Linked DNA regions of Mus musculus: all the other regions are linked to region 2. Evidence: chromatin contacts called from ENCODE POLR2A ChIA-PET data. All regions are on one chromosome and are shown on one strand. The core of a region is the stretch at or near the end of the contact, and the rest is flanking DNA. Distances in the headings are between cores, read along the strand shown.

Region 1 (4,397 bases), core at 638-3,137, 86 kb before region 2:
CCTTGCTACATGCTGTCACAATTCTCGTTTTTCAACTTTCAGCTCTGGTACTGTGCTTAAATCACTGTCCTCATAACACAATGTTCTGTTCCCTCCCTCAGACTTCAGGAGGGCAGGGACCAGAACAACATTTCTGTTTATTGAGAAAGTGACTGTCTATGGTAGGCACTCTCTCTCTTCCTAGCCTCCCCACAAAGTATCATTACTCTGACTTGACAGGTGAGGGGACTGAGCTCAACAAGGAATGCACTTGTCCAGGGTCATAGAGGATAGGTAGCTTGTGTGTGTGCATGTGTATGTGTGTGTGTGCACACAAACCTGTATATGTTTGTGTGCATGTTTTCTAGACAGGGTCTCTCTCTGTAGCCCTGGCTGTCCTAGAACTCCCTCTGTAGATCAGGCTGGCCTCGAACTCAAGAGCTCCACCTACCTCTGCCTCCTGAGTGCTGGGTTAAAGACGAGAGCACCACTAGTTGTCCAGTTTAGCCATTGAACTTTTGAAAGAGGGTCTTCCTATGTGTCTTAGACTGGCCTCAAACTTGCTTTGCAGCTTGTTTAGGCTGACCTCAACATCTTATCATTTATTTGTTTATATGTACATGTGTTTTCCTGCATGAATTTATTCACCCCAGGTGAGTATAGTAGCTTGTAGAGGCAGAAGTAGTAGTCAGATACCCGGGAAATGTAGTTATAGGCATTTGTGAACTGCCTGATGTGGGTGCCAGGAAAGGACCGGAGTGCTCTTGCAAGAGTAGTAAGAGCTCTTACCGCTAAGCTAAGCCGTCTCGCCAGCCCCACAGCCTCAGATCTGTCCTCCCTACTGCATGCACCCCTACACTTAAGCACAGCATCTTGCAGGAGGCTTAGCAAATGAGTGTTCACCACAGTGGCTGACTGCTGATGGAAAGCATGACAGAGAGTCTGCATCACCTGGTGTGGTGGTGACAGGCCTACAAGACAGGTGCCTAGTTATAGGTAACTGTTACAATCCTGCTGCCAGGTGTCAGGGTTACAGGGAGAGCAGCTAATAACTGGTGGAGCGCATTATAGTGGTGAGCCAAGAGGTGTGAGGGAGCAGCAACACAGCCAGCCCTGGTCACACAGGCAGTGCAGACCAAGTCATCAAATTAGTCTCCTCTACCGGCTTGGGAGGTCCAGAAACCGAAACACCTTCTGTTAGTTACCTACCCATGCCCAGCCCTACTGTACAAGTACCCAGAGTCCGAGGTCCCGGCTTTTCATTTCAGACAGTCTAACAAAGTGCAAAAATAGCCTTCCTGCTTTGCTCTGTTCAGCAAGCCTCCTTCGAATGAAACGCCCACGAGCCGGGCCTGAGGAATGACCTCTTGATGATATCTTTGAGCTCTAACCATGTCCCCCCGCACCCCCCGCCCCATCTCTTCCCCTCCCTTGTCCCTCAGTCTTCCACCCCATACTTGTCCATTTTCCCTCCCCGTCTACCCCTATCTATTGTGCAAGACGGGTTGGCACACCTTCTAGGACAGGTCCGATCAAGGCTAGGGGACTTCCCCAGTGCAAGCAGCTGTGGGCGAGACTGGGGGAAGGGGGCAGGAGGAATGCTGAATTCCCACACGTCCGTCCCGGCGTCCCCTTGTAGTCCCTACATTGTCCTCGGCTTGAGGAGGGGAGAGGAGACGCTTAGGCTACAGCCCCAAGGGCTCTCCGTTTTCTGCGATACCCCCATCAGCCTTTTCTTCGCTGCTATCTGAATTTGAAGCACACCAAGCAGGTCCGTCCCGGGTCTCCTTTCTGGGGATCTTCTCTTTGTCTAAGTCTCCTCGCTGTCTGGAGGTCCCCTCCCGCCTTGGACTGGAGAGGAGGGCGTGGCTCCGACAGGGGCGTGGCCTGGCCTGGCCTGGCGGGGCGGGGCGGGGCGGGCGCCGGGGCTTGGGCGCGGGCTAGAGAGGCAGCAGCGGCCGGAGGGAGGGACGCGGTGGGGATCTCGGTGGGAGCGCAGAGAGAGCAGCCGAGGCGGCAGCGGGGCTGCGGGGCGACGGCGGCAGCGGGGCCTGCGGACTCCATGGCGCCAGCGGCGTCAGTCTGAGTAGCGGCGGGCGGATCCGGCCGCGTCTTCTCCTCGCCATGGGAGACGTACTGTCCACACACCTGGATGACGCACGGCGCCAGCACATCGCAGGTGAGCACCGCTCAGCGCCCGGCCGGCCTGGGGCTCCCCGGGCACCCCGGGCCACGCCTCCGATCTCATGGGGAGCGGTACTCGAGAGTCAAGGCCCAGGTCGGGACGAGAGCCGGCCAGACCCTTACTCTTCCTCCGAACTTGTTCTCTCTCGGTCTGGACGGCCCTTCCAGGCCCTTCTGTATGCTCCTTTCACCCTTTGAGGAGCCTGGGATCCCATTTCTCTACTGGATCCCACTGCTCCCCTTGGAGCCCAGCCTGGCCAGAACCATGCACTTACAGGCGTGGCGGAGGGGTCGCGCCCCCCATCTTTCCCAACAACGTTCCAAGCCTAACCTCTACTCTGGACTCTGCCCCACAGAGTCAGACCTTCCAGACTCCCCCCTCAGCTGCCTTGTTCCTCCTCGCCCTGGCCTCAGTCCGGGTACACGTGGCTGAAGCTTACAGGGGGATGGGCCCTTAGAGAGCCGGGGACCGAATGTGGAGAGTGGGGCTAAGGAGAGATGGGGTGCCCTTGAAGGGGCGGGTCCCTGTCTTTGGGCTTTACCTCAGCAGAGTGCTGGCACTACAGCCTAGGGGGTCTGTTTATGGCCAGAGCTGGTTCTCTCAGAGCCAGAGTTCAGTCTCTCAGTACCTCTCAGTACCTTCCTTCTGCCAGCCTTGCTCTCAGCCTGTCACTGCGCGGTGGACACTTCTCTAGAGGGAGTTGCTCCCAAGTCTGTGGAGTGCAGGATCCTGGGCTCATTGTAGGGAGTGGGAGATGGGGTGAGAATCTCAGGCTATCCCAAAACAAAGCTTGGCTGACCACAGGCAAGTCAGGCCTGGCGGTCCTGAATGTAATTTCAGCTTCTCTCCCAAGTGTGTGATCCTGAGCCAGTCTCTTTTGTTTTGGTTTTCCCAGCCAGGGTCTCACCATGTAGTTGTGGCTGTAGACCTGGCTGGCTTCGAATTCGTAGAGAGCCACTTGCCTCTGCCTTCCAAGTGCTGGGATTAAAGGCCTGGGGCACCACTGCCCTGCTTGAGCCAGTCACAATGTCCAAGAGCTTCGGTGTTGCCTTCCTAAGGGGCGGGTGTTGACTTCTTGGGATGGCTGCTGAGAGCTTAGTGAGCTTTGCTTAGTACAGGAGGCCCTGAGACCTGGCGTGCCAACCAGCTGGGTTTATCAGAGCACAGGAAGAGGAGACAGTTCCTTTGGTTTCATTTGTCTCCCTGTTCATTGAGTGTGGTGTCCCTACATTATCTTGATGTCCTGTTGGGTGCTTGGCTATATTTCCCCTTGATAGCAGGGACCCTAGAATAAGGCAGGTGTCCCCACTTCCAGGGCTTCACTGTGGCCGGGCACAAAGAAGGTGCCAAAGAAGGACTATCCAGTCACTTGGCCAGGCCTGGAGTTGGGGACAGGATGGGTGATATAGACCATTTCTCACCTCTGAACAGCTAGGGGTTAAGTCCTGGAAGGCCTCCTTGTAGGACAAGGCCTGGGCTCAGGAAGGGCAGGGCGGAGTCTTCCTGTCCCTTCCCTGTTGGTGGCAACCTCCTGGGGTTCTGTAACAGTCTCTCCATTCAGAGCCTCCTCTCAGGCTCTCAGCAAGCATGGGTGGGGTGTGCCCTACTTCAGTGGTTTTTTTTTTTTTTTTTTCTTTTCCCCACACCCAGATCTCCCACCTTCCCAAGTCTTAGGCTGAGAACCCACCCCTGACCTCCTGGCCAACTCCCTGAGTGGAGCCGAAGCCAGGGGACCGAAGCCAGGGGACGGTGGAGTGGCCCCTTCCGGAGAGGGCTGAGTTTGTTTTGTGGATACAGGCTGGGGAGAATAGGGTTGTGCCCACTCAACCTGCTTACCTTTCCTCCAAACACTTGAAAGTGCTATTAATAATCCCTCTTCAGATGCCCTAGATCCCAGGGCAGGCTCGCCAGGGAGGCTCCTGAGTGTAAGGGTGGGTGCTACAAGAAGGTAGTCCAACAGAGAGAGAGAGAGAGAGAGAGAAAGAGAGAGAGAGAGAGAGAGAACGAACTAATTTCCTTAAGAATTTGTTGGAGGGAAATGGGGTTGTGACTTTGCCACCTCCAGCCACCCATTCAGTCCCCTCACCCCACCCAGCAGGTACATGATTAAGATTCCAGAGCCCTCCCTCCCTGTGGAAGTGTCAGCTGTGAGAACACCCCTCCCACAGGGCCCTAAGCTCCCAGGCCTGTTAGGGTGCTAAGGCTTGGCTGGCCACCTTCCACCCTCCCTTAG
Region 2 (4,665 bases), core at 21-2,520:
CCTAAGACATTAGCTGTGTCACTTTGTGTCACTGGTCGGAGCCGGTTTCCTCATTTGTAATATGGAGCAATGTTGCCAATGCTGGCCTCTGTGGGGTCAGTGACTTCATGTATGTCAGGTCTATGCCATAGACTCTGCCACAGGGTACCACACACATGACAAATGCACTCAGGTACTATTACAGTTGCTAAGGAGAAGAGGGCTGGAGGAGCCTTGCAGTAGAGGACACATGTGGTCCTGAGGGATTTCAGGTCTCCATTTGTGGGCGTGGGCTGTCAGAGGAGGTTGCTGGGCCTGCAGGGCCTGCTCAGGACTCTCCGCACTCAATTGCAGCACTCCTGAGAGACAGCTCCCTCCATCCCTATCTGATGGCCACGACTTAAATCCCTTACAGATGGCTCACTAATGACTAGCCTCCCTCGCCCCCATCCTCCAGATCTACATTTCCAAATACCTTCTTCAATGACTATCTCTGCCAATTCCCCCTCCCTCACCGTTCTCAGCAGGGCTCGTTCAGTTCTGGTTTGAACTTTCCTGATGGTCCAGCTTGGCTGGGAAGAACCACACCCATCCTTCCCTGGCAGGGCTGGCCAGCGGCTAACCTGGCTCTGTGGATGGGGAGGTCCTCCACCGATGTTCCGATTCTTGGGTGGACCTCAAGGTAGGCCAGTCACTCCGAAGACTTGGCCACAGATACAAACCATTGGCCCCCAAAAGCTGAGCTGGTGTCCGGTCTCCTTCAAACATAGAAGTGAGCACCGAAACTTTAAATTTCAGAAAGACACGCAACTCAGGATGACAAAGTCTCGAGATTCTAGAAACCAAGGAATTGCAGAATTAAAGACTCGTGATTAGACTCGAATAGTTTGTTTCTGTAACTAACATGCACATACCGCAAACAGGTTAGGAGGGTACTAGGGTGGCACTGGTACTAGGGTCGCTCAAGTCAGGTGCAGATCCCTTAGGGGAGGGGCGGGGCCCTGGGCTGGGTCCCAGGGGCTCCAGAGTCACCGTCAAGAGAAGGGAACGTGGACCAGGAACCAGGACCTCTGGTGCAGCCCTACTCTGTTGCCCAGGCAAGGTGCTCCGAACATTTACCCCTTCCGAATCCCGAGCTCACCCACAGACCAAGCTCTGCAGTCCTCTGCCGCAGACGCCTGCCCATAAGAAACAGGGCGACCAGGGTGTCGCCCAGAGACTGGGTGGGGCCAGCGGTTCTCGCGAGAGCTGAGCTTTTCCGCCTATATCCGGCGTGGGCGGAGCAGGATCCGTCTTTTCGGCTTTCGGCTCGGAGGAGGCAACGGTGCAACTTTCTTCGGTCGTCCCGAATCCGGGTTCATCCGACACCAGCCGCCTCCACCATGCCGCCCAAGTTCGACCCCAACGAGGTCAAAGTCGGTGCGTGCCCTCGCCGCGCCCGGGTGCTGTCCCGGGGCCTGGCGGGTCTCCCTTGGGCCTTGGCTGCCACGTGTGTAAGAGGGGAGGGAGCCCGACGCTCTGGCGGCCCGTGCGCCTTAGGGTAAGGCCTGGCCCGGGACATCTGAAGCCCGACGGCAGCGCGCAGGGCGGCCTGCGCCGCAGAGGTTCTGATTTTGCTTTTTCTTCAGTGTACCTGAGGTGCACCGGAGGCGAGGTCGGCGCCACATCCGCCTTGGCCCCGAAGATCGGTCCTCTGGGTCTGGTAAGTCGTCGCTCCCGAGCCGTAGACCTCTAACGTGCATGCTGTTTGGCCTGTAGATGTGTTCTGTCCCCGTGGAGGGCAGAAGAGGCCACCATGTCCCTGGTGCAGGCCGGGATGTGGGTGCTGGGACTTGGGACGCAAAGGAAAACTGAGATAACACGTGCACGGAGGCTCGTGCCACAGCCCGGTTGAGGCAGCCATTGGACTTGCTTAAATCCACTAGCCTCCGTGGGTAACGCACGGGAACCTAGTGTTTAAAGCTCCGAGGGTTCCCCATTGCAGCAGAAAGTGTTTTGCTTTGTTAGCCCTTACTGCAGAGTTGTCTTAGTGAAGAAGGATGTGGAGCCATTGTGGGCAGGCTCCTGTGGGACGGTGAGGAGGGCTGGCGGTGAGCTTGAAGGTCCTGGCTTCAACTTTGGGCACATGGTAACGAATGCTATTATTTCTACAGTCTCCGAAGAAAGTTGGCGATGACATTGCCAAGGCTACCGGTGACTGGAAGGGTCTCAGAATTACAGTGAAACTGACCATCCAGAACAGACAGGCCCAGGTATTTACATTGCTTGCTGTGGGGGGTTGAGGGAAGGGTTGAGATAGCAGCCCTCAGGAATCATGGGTCTTGGCAAAGATTTCCCTGTCCCGGTGAATCGGATTTTATCCTTGTGGGAGGGCTATACGACAGGGTTCACTGTAAGTCAGTAGTAGGTGCCAGGGTGCAGGAGTCCGCCATGCTAGGGATTCAACTCTGGAGGTGAGGCCAGCAGGAAGCACCTTAGCTAGCCGAGCTGTTTTTTCGGGGCCCTTTAGCGTGTCTGGTGGTGGTTGGTTTTCTGGGCTGTGTTCACATCAAGTCTCTTTGCAGATCGAGGTGGTGCCTTCTGCCTCAGCCCTGATCATCAAAGCCCTCAAGGAGCCACCGAGAGACAGGAAGAAGCAGAAGAACAGTGAGTCGGCCCCACTCCCTGGGTTTCCGCTGCAGTGTGCTACTCAGCTGTGTCGACCCCTTTCTTGGGACCTAGGGGTGGAATGAGATCACAGTAGGCGTCTGTTGTCTGTTCCCTTTCCTGGGTGCAGAAATGAAACAGTGCCTCAGGGGTTTAACTTTATCTGTTTCCATCCCTAAAATCGTGTTAGGGCTGCTGGTGAGGACTTGCTTGTGCCCCAGCCACCCGCCACTGCACCTGACCAGTATTGTTGGCTGGTGCAATCCAGTGGTGAGCTGACAGTGAGCCCCAGCTTTTAGGAAACAGGGCTGTCCTACATGTGGATGGCTCTGTGCCGAAAGCATGGGAACAGCCCAGCGATAGGTAAAATGGAGCCATGATCTCAGAAGACAGGGGAAGCTGTAAAAGGCCCTGTACTTGCTTTCTGCAGTTAAACACAGTGGGAACATTACTTTTGATGAGATTGTCAACATTGCCCGGCAGATGAGACACCGGTCTTTGGCTAGAGAACTTTCTGGTAAGAGCACGCTATTTTCCCTGAGTGGTGGCTGCCACTTTGCTGTTGAAGGTTCAAGATTTGGATTTTCCCATGGATCCATATTTTTTCCCTGTGTTCCTGCAATGGAACCCTGGAATTCTTTCCCCTGTGACTGAGGCCACCATTCTTACTGTAGGAACTATCAAGGAGATCCTGGGTACTGCACAGTCTGTGGGCTGCAATGTGGATGGCCGCCACCCTCATGACATCATAGATGACATCAACAGTGGTGCAGTGGAGTGCCCAGCTGTAAGTGACTGTTATATAAGGGGGAAGCAGTTAGGCTGGGGGAAAGCTGGACTTTTGTTGCTTTACTTTTGGTGTTTTACTGGGGCATTGTTAACTTATATTCCCTGTTGTGATTGACAATATTTCTTTTCCCACAGAGTTAAGAAGCAACAAGAAAATATTCCAATAAAAGACTATCTGATAACCAGTGAATGGGCTTGGCTGCTTTTTGGGGCCAGGGGAGGGTTTTGGGAGGTTCAGTATGGCTGTGGTAGCAGGATCTAGAAAGCACTGATTCAAAGTCCTGGGGTAGTACAGCCTAGAAGGAAAGGCACTTCTGTGGGCGTGGCTGGGAGGTTCAGAGCTATGAGTCTTAAGTCAGATGGATGATACACTAAAGCTTGCTCTGGATCCTCCCCATCCTGGAGGTACAGTGGGATCTCTGGCATAGCAATTGCATTAATCCTTAACATTTTCCATAAGTCTGGGGAATGTGGTTTTGGTAGATATCTACAATTAACAAAAGCTACTAAGTACAGCAGGGCATATTGAAAGAGCAGCGTAAACCTGGACCAATGGCAGTAGCAGTAACAACACAAGGGAAAATAATGCTTTGTGACCTTTGCATTTTTCCAATAAAATTGTATTTAGAGAAGCAAACCCAGTGCAATTGTTGGGGCTGCAGCAGTGACTTGAGTGGGACATCAAATGGACCTGAATTTGATTCCCAGCACTCAAGGTGGTTCACAACCATTCCAGATGGGTAATAGGCATGGTCAGCATTAACCTAAGCCACATCCTGCTCACCAGTCTAGTCTGGTGGCTAGGAGGGAGGCGCCAAGGAGGCCTGTGCTGTCTTGTGGGGTCCTTTTTTCTTTTTTGTTTTGTTTTGTAGACAGGGTTTCTCTAGCCCTGGTTGTTGGTTGTCCTGGAACTCAGTCTGTAGACCAGGCTGGCTTAAAGGCATGCGCCACCACCCCCGGCTTTGTGGAGTCCTCTTTACCATAAAGGGAAACTGAGGTTACAGTCCCCAGGTCGTTGTGCTGTGGGTCAGTGCTACCAAGATCCAAGCAATGTCACCATACTGTGAAGCACTTGGTTGTATGTGATGCTTTCTCTGTAGGTATGGGTTTCTAGAAACCAATTCTCTGGAGAAAATGCAATATCAGTAACAAGCCACAGAGCACACAAGCTCTCTCCTGGCACAGGCTATAGTTGTGGCCACCTTGGAGGCTGAGGTAGATCTTAAGTACAAGGTCACCCCAGGAGAAACC
Region 3 (4,691 bases), core at 941-3,440, 100 kb before region 2:
ACTGACAGTAAGAGCTCTGGGGGCCCTTACCTCTCTGTGAGCCAGTGTCTTTTGACTGTGGCTGCCCAGTTCTTTCCTCCTTCTCGAAAGGATTGCACAGACCTGGGCCCTGGAATCTATGTCCTGTTTGGTATCTCTGTCCAAATCAGGAGCAGATAGACTCGGGGAGGAGTCCTATGGTACTCACACAGGTCTAGTACCCTTTCTCCCCACCTACTACCCTCCTCCTTCCCACCTACTACCCTCCTCCTCCCCACCTACTACCCTCCTTCCCACCTAGGACCCCTCCTCCCCATATAGGACCCCTCCTCCCCACCTAGGACCCTTCTGCCTCACCCTTCCTTAAGAGGTATCTTAAGTGCCTCCTACAGGGAGAGCATGGGAGGGGGCTGGCTATAGGTTCCAGTCTGGTTGTCCATTACAAGGAGCTTGCTGCCCCATGTGGATCTTCATCCTCCTCTTCACAGGGACCCTCCTCCTCTGATGTCCTCTTAATCCCCAAGACTCCTTCCCTCTTTTCTAGGCTGTGACATAATTCCCCCTTGAACACATCACAGCCTCGCCCTAGGTCCCCAGAGGAGCCGTTAGAGCAGATGTTTGGTTCCCAGAACAAAAATAGCAGTTATTGAACAGAGTGGATTCCCAGTGATCTGAAGACATCTGTTAGCTACATCCCACCCTGGGGCTTGATGCACCTTCAGTAGCAGCTGCAGAGCCGCCCAAGAGCTGTTTCAGTACATTGCTAGGATTCACTGAGAGCCTCAGGATACTCCTACGACCTCAGCTCCCTGTGCTGAGCCCTCACAGAGGAGGGGGAGGACGACTGCCACATGCTGAATCCCAGGCCAGGCCCCTTTCTCTCCCATGCCTTTCTTCTCTTGCTCTATTTATTTTGGTGTGTGTGTGTGCGCGTGCGCATGTTCGAGTACATATGCATGTGGAGGCCGTTGATGGATGTCCGTCTTCCTCAGTCAGTCTTGGCCTTATTGCTTTTGTTTTTGTTTTGTTTTGGAGACAGGGTTTCTGTGTGTAGCCCTGGCTGGCTTGGAACTCTTATGCAGATCTCACAGAGATCTGCCTGCGTCTGCCTCTGCCTCCTGAGGATTAACGGTATGCCCATGTATGTCTGTGTATCATGTACATCCTAGAACTAGAGTTATGGACAGTTGTGAGCCACCATGTGGTCGCTGGGAATCAACCCAGGTCCTCTGCAAGAACTAGAAGTACCCCTAACTGCAGAGCCATCTCTCTTGTCTGACTTCTCTGGACGTACGATTAGCCTCTCTGATGTCACTGTACCCATCCCCGTCATTGACCCTTAGGTTCCTCCCTCTCAGCGCAGCACCGAGAGCCCTAGAACAGTGTGATTAGACCACAGCGAGATTGATTTCCTGCTGCATATTTTTTGCTTTGCTTTTCATTCCACAAGTAATAAAAAAAAAAAAAAAAAAATCAAAGCCAGGCGTGGTGGCGCACGCCTTTAATCCCAGCACTGGGGAGGCAGAGGTAGGTGGATTTCTGAGTTCAAGGCCAGCCTGGGCTACAAAGTGAGTTCCAGGACAGCCAGGGCTACACAGAGAAACCCTGTCTCGAAAAAAAAAAGGGGGGGGGGATATTTAAATCTATACTCAGAATTGAATTAATCCAAGTTGGGCTCAAACTTATAATTTTTCTTGCCTCAATCTCGCCAGGGCTGGCACTTTAGAAATGAGCCTGGTTCTAAATATTTAAGATTTATTTTATTGTTACCTGTGTGTGTTGTGCTAAGCACACACATTATCAATGAGCAATAGTCCCAGCCAAAACTCTTTGGTGCTGGATCCCAGAAAGATTAAGAGTTCAAGGATAGCCTTGGCTACATGTCCACTCTTTTTTTCCCTAATATTTTCTTAAATTATTTTATGTGCATTGGTGTTTTTTGCCTGCATGTATATCTGTGTGAGGGTGTCAGATCCCCCTGGAACTGGAGTTACAAACAGTTATGAGCTGCCATGTGGGTGTTGGGAATTGAACCTGGGTCCTCTGGAAGAGCAGCAAGTGCTCCCAACTGCTTAGCCATCTCTCTAGTCCTGAGATTTCCCAACTCTTTACACAGAGGGGAAGAAGCTAGAAGCCCCTGGAGCCAGAGCGGCTTCCTTTTTTATCTCTCTGGAAAGCAGAGCCTGGAAACCATCGTCCAGATGCAGGCTGCCCCCGCCACCTGCTGGTGGGCAGGAGGAACATCAGGAGACTGAGGGCTTCATGTAGGCCAATTGGGAGCTCCGTGACTGAGCCTGCTCTTGCTGTTGTTACATAAATCCACCCACTTATTGTAGGGCGGGGATGTCTTAGATGGTCGAGCTTCTGGTCCTTCAGTTTCGTCAGTCCTCTGGAGGCCAACTTAACTGTGGCAACAGAACTCTCTCTCTCTCTCTCTCTCTCTCTCTCTCTCTTTCTCTCTCTCTGAGACAGAGCTTCTCTGTATAGCCCTGGCTGTCCTGGAACTCACTTTGTAGACCAGGTTGGCCTCAAAGCTGCCAGTCTCTATTTTCTTCGGTTTTTGCCTGCAGTCCTTCTTCATGATGACATAACTTCATCATGTCACTGGGACACAAGAGAATTTATATATATATATAATATAATATATATACATATATATACACACACACATATACACACACACATATAATGTGAAATATATATCATGTAATGTGTAATATGCGGTATGTAATGTGTGATATGTAGTATATAATATATGATTATATAATTATGCTATAAAATTATATATTGTATATATTATATATCATGCCATACATTACATGTCACATATATCAATTAAATACCATATATCATCTATAACTATATATAATTATATATTTATAAAATATATATTCTGTATATAACTATATAACTATATGTATATATATATATATATATCCATATCCATATCCATATATATATATATATATATATACCCATCCTTCTCTTCCCTCCCCTCCTTCCTTCATGTCCTCTGTTCCCTAGCACTTCCCTCTTCCCTTTCTGTCCTCCTTTTTTTTTTTTGGTTTTTGTATAGCCCTGGCTGTCCTGGAACTCACTTTGTATACTAGGCTGGCCTCGAATCTTTTTGATTTTTTAAAAAATTTTATTTGTTTTATGTATAAGAGTGCTCTATCTGCATATATACCTGCAGACTAGAAGAGGGCATCGGATCCCATTACAGATGGCTGTGAGTCACTATGTGGTTGCTGGGATTTGAACTCAGGACCTCTGGAAGAACAGCCAGTGCTCTTAACCACTGAGCCATCTCTCCAGCCCCTCTTTTTTATTTTTTACTTTATTTTATTTTTTGGAGACAGGCTCTCACTGTGTCACCTCGGCTAGCCTGGAATATTCTGTGTAGTCCAGATTAAACTGGCCAGATTAAGAGATTCGTCGGCCTCTGCCACCTGAGTGCTAGGATTAAAGCTGAGCACCACCGCACTGAGCCCTTTAGCTCTTTGCTGCTGTATCCCCAGCACCTAGAGCAGGCCCCAGCACACCTGAGGCACACACATATTTGATGAACAAGGTGGGTGTATAAGAATGAGCTCTGAGGGGCAGACCTCAGATGGCGCCATCACTCTGAGGTGACCAGCAGGGGGAGCAGTGAGCAGAGCAGCCCTGACTCTCTACACTGGTTTCTTCCTTCCACAAAGGAAAGTGAAGGTGCTGCATTTGTCACAGGGTGTCCACTGGCACCTGGATCTAGTGCCCATCCAAGGCAAACATCCACCCACCATCTCCAGGTGTTTCCTCACGAGCGTCGCCCAGCTGGGACCCTTGTTCAGCCCATTCCCAGCCAGTTCTACCCAGCCAGTGTGCAGTTCTACCCTAACTGCACGTGGCCTCCCGGAGAGGCTAAGGTGCATAGGTGGGGAAGAGCTAGGGGAGGGCACTTCGTCTATGTGGCTATGGGTGGAGGGTCCCCTCAAATGTGTGTGTAACCCCTCAAATATGCTCTGTAAGGAGCCCAATAAACGCATTCATTGGTGCCTCGGGGAGAATGTTGGCAGCTTCACTCCTTGGCTTGTCAATGAGACCGTGAGGGGAGAGAGCCATTGTTAGGTCTCCCCCAGGACAGGAATTTTAGCAACAGTGACTTCAGTCTTGTTTGGCTTTGGGTATTGTATGGATAGGAACTGGGACAGGGGCCTTCCAGGTCCTTCCTTCCCACGTGTCCCTTCCCTTAGTCAGCAGCCTGAGGTGGCCTAGATACCCAGGACCCAGCACTCAGGAGGCTGAGACAGGAGGCTGGGATATACAGGGAGATTCTTGCTAAGACACAAACAGCTCTTGTAACTACACGGCTGGACAGCAGCCTAAGGGTGTCACCCGGATCTGTTAGCCAAGCAGCCTGGCCCGAGAGAGCAGGAAAGAAAAGGAGAGGGATTTTTGCTGATGGCTGCATGACAGAGGTAAGGCCATCTGACAAGTGACAGCCAGCAGTGAAGAGTCAAGGCTTTAGGATTGTAAAGGGAGAGTCCGGTAAGACGGCTCATCCTGTAATCCCAGGCAAGGGGATCAGGAGTTCAGTGAAGCTCAAGTACAAACTGAGTCTGAGGCCAGCCTGGGCTACACGGGAACCCGTCCCAATGATAAACGAACAAACAGAGACTAAGAAAACCTGAAGGACAGGGACGGAAGGGAGGTGCCTAACATTTAGGGTACAA

What was found. ChIA-PET counts read pairs that join two places held with the same protein, here RNA polymerase II (POLR2A).
Region 1: POLR2A ChIA-PET joins it to region 2 with 18 read pairs in embryonic stem cell. The contact joins the promoter of Niban2 here to the promoter of Rpl12 in region 2. POLR2A ChIA-PET finds 5 or more read pairs at or near these places in 3 of 5 experiments (Patski and embryonic stem cell).
Region 3: POLR2A ChIA-PET joins it to region 2 with 17 read pairs in embryonic stem cell. The contact joins the enhancer-like site here to the promoter of Rpl12 in region 2. POLR2A ChIA-PET finds 5 or more read pairs at or near these places in 4 of 5 experiments (Patski and embryonic stem cell).

Annotation. Positions count from the first base shown.
Region 1 is chr2:32,874,247-32,878,643 of GRCm38, forward strand. It overlaps Niban2 (niban apoptosis regulator 2), which reads left to right and starts at 1,888. Exons shown (of 14, transcript NM_146119.2): 1 at 1,888-2,158. The coding sequence starts at 2,104. Gm13523 (a long non-coding RNA gene) reads right to left here. Exons shown (of 3, transcript XR_003954026.1): 2 at 4,001-4,102.
Region 2 is chr2:32,960,442-32,965,106 of GRCm38, forward strand. It overlaps Rpl12 (ribosomal protein L12), which reads left to right and starts at 1,271. Exons shown (of 7, transcript NM_009076.3): 1 at 1,271-1,398; 2 at 1,608-1,681; 3 at 2,133-2,231; 4 at 2,544-2,625; 5 at 3,056-3,142; 6 at 3,300-3,412; 7 at 3,550-3,604. The coding sequence starts at 1,362. The coding sequence ends at 3,555. It overlaps Lrsam1 (leucine rich repeat and sterile alpha motif containing 1), which reads right to left and starts at 1,200. Exons shown (of 26, transcript NM_199302.3): 1 at 1,121-1,200; 2 at 603-814. It overlaps Snora65 (small nucleolar RNA, H/ACA box 65), which reads left to right and starts at 2,860; the gene lies at 2,860-2,977.
Region 3 is chr2:32,855,575-32,860,265 of GRCm38, forward strand. No RefSeq gene overlaps it. Among named protein-coding and RNA genes, the nearest start is that of Stxbp1, 11 kb to the left of the region's middle. Within about 2 kb of position 2,191, at least 1 of the 3 ENCODE cell types and tissues checked has a DNase peak (open chromatin) inside an H3K27ac peak, as active enhancers do.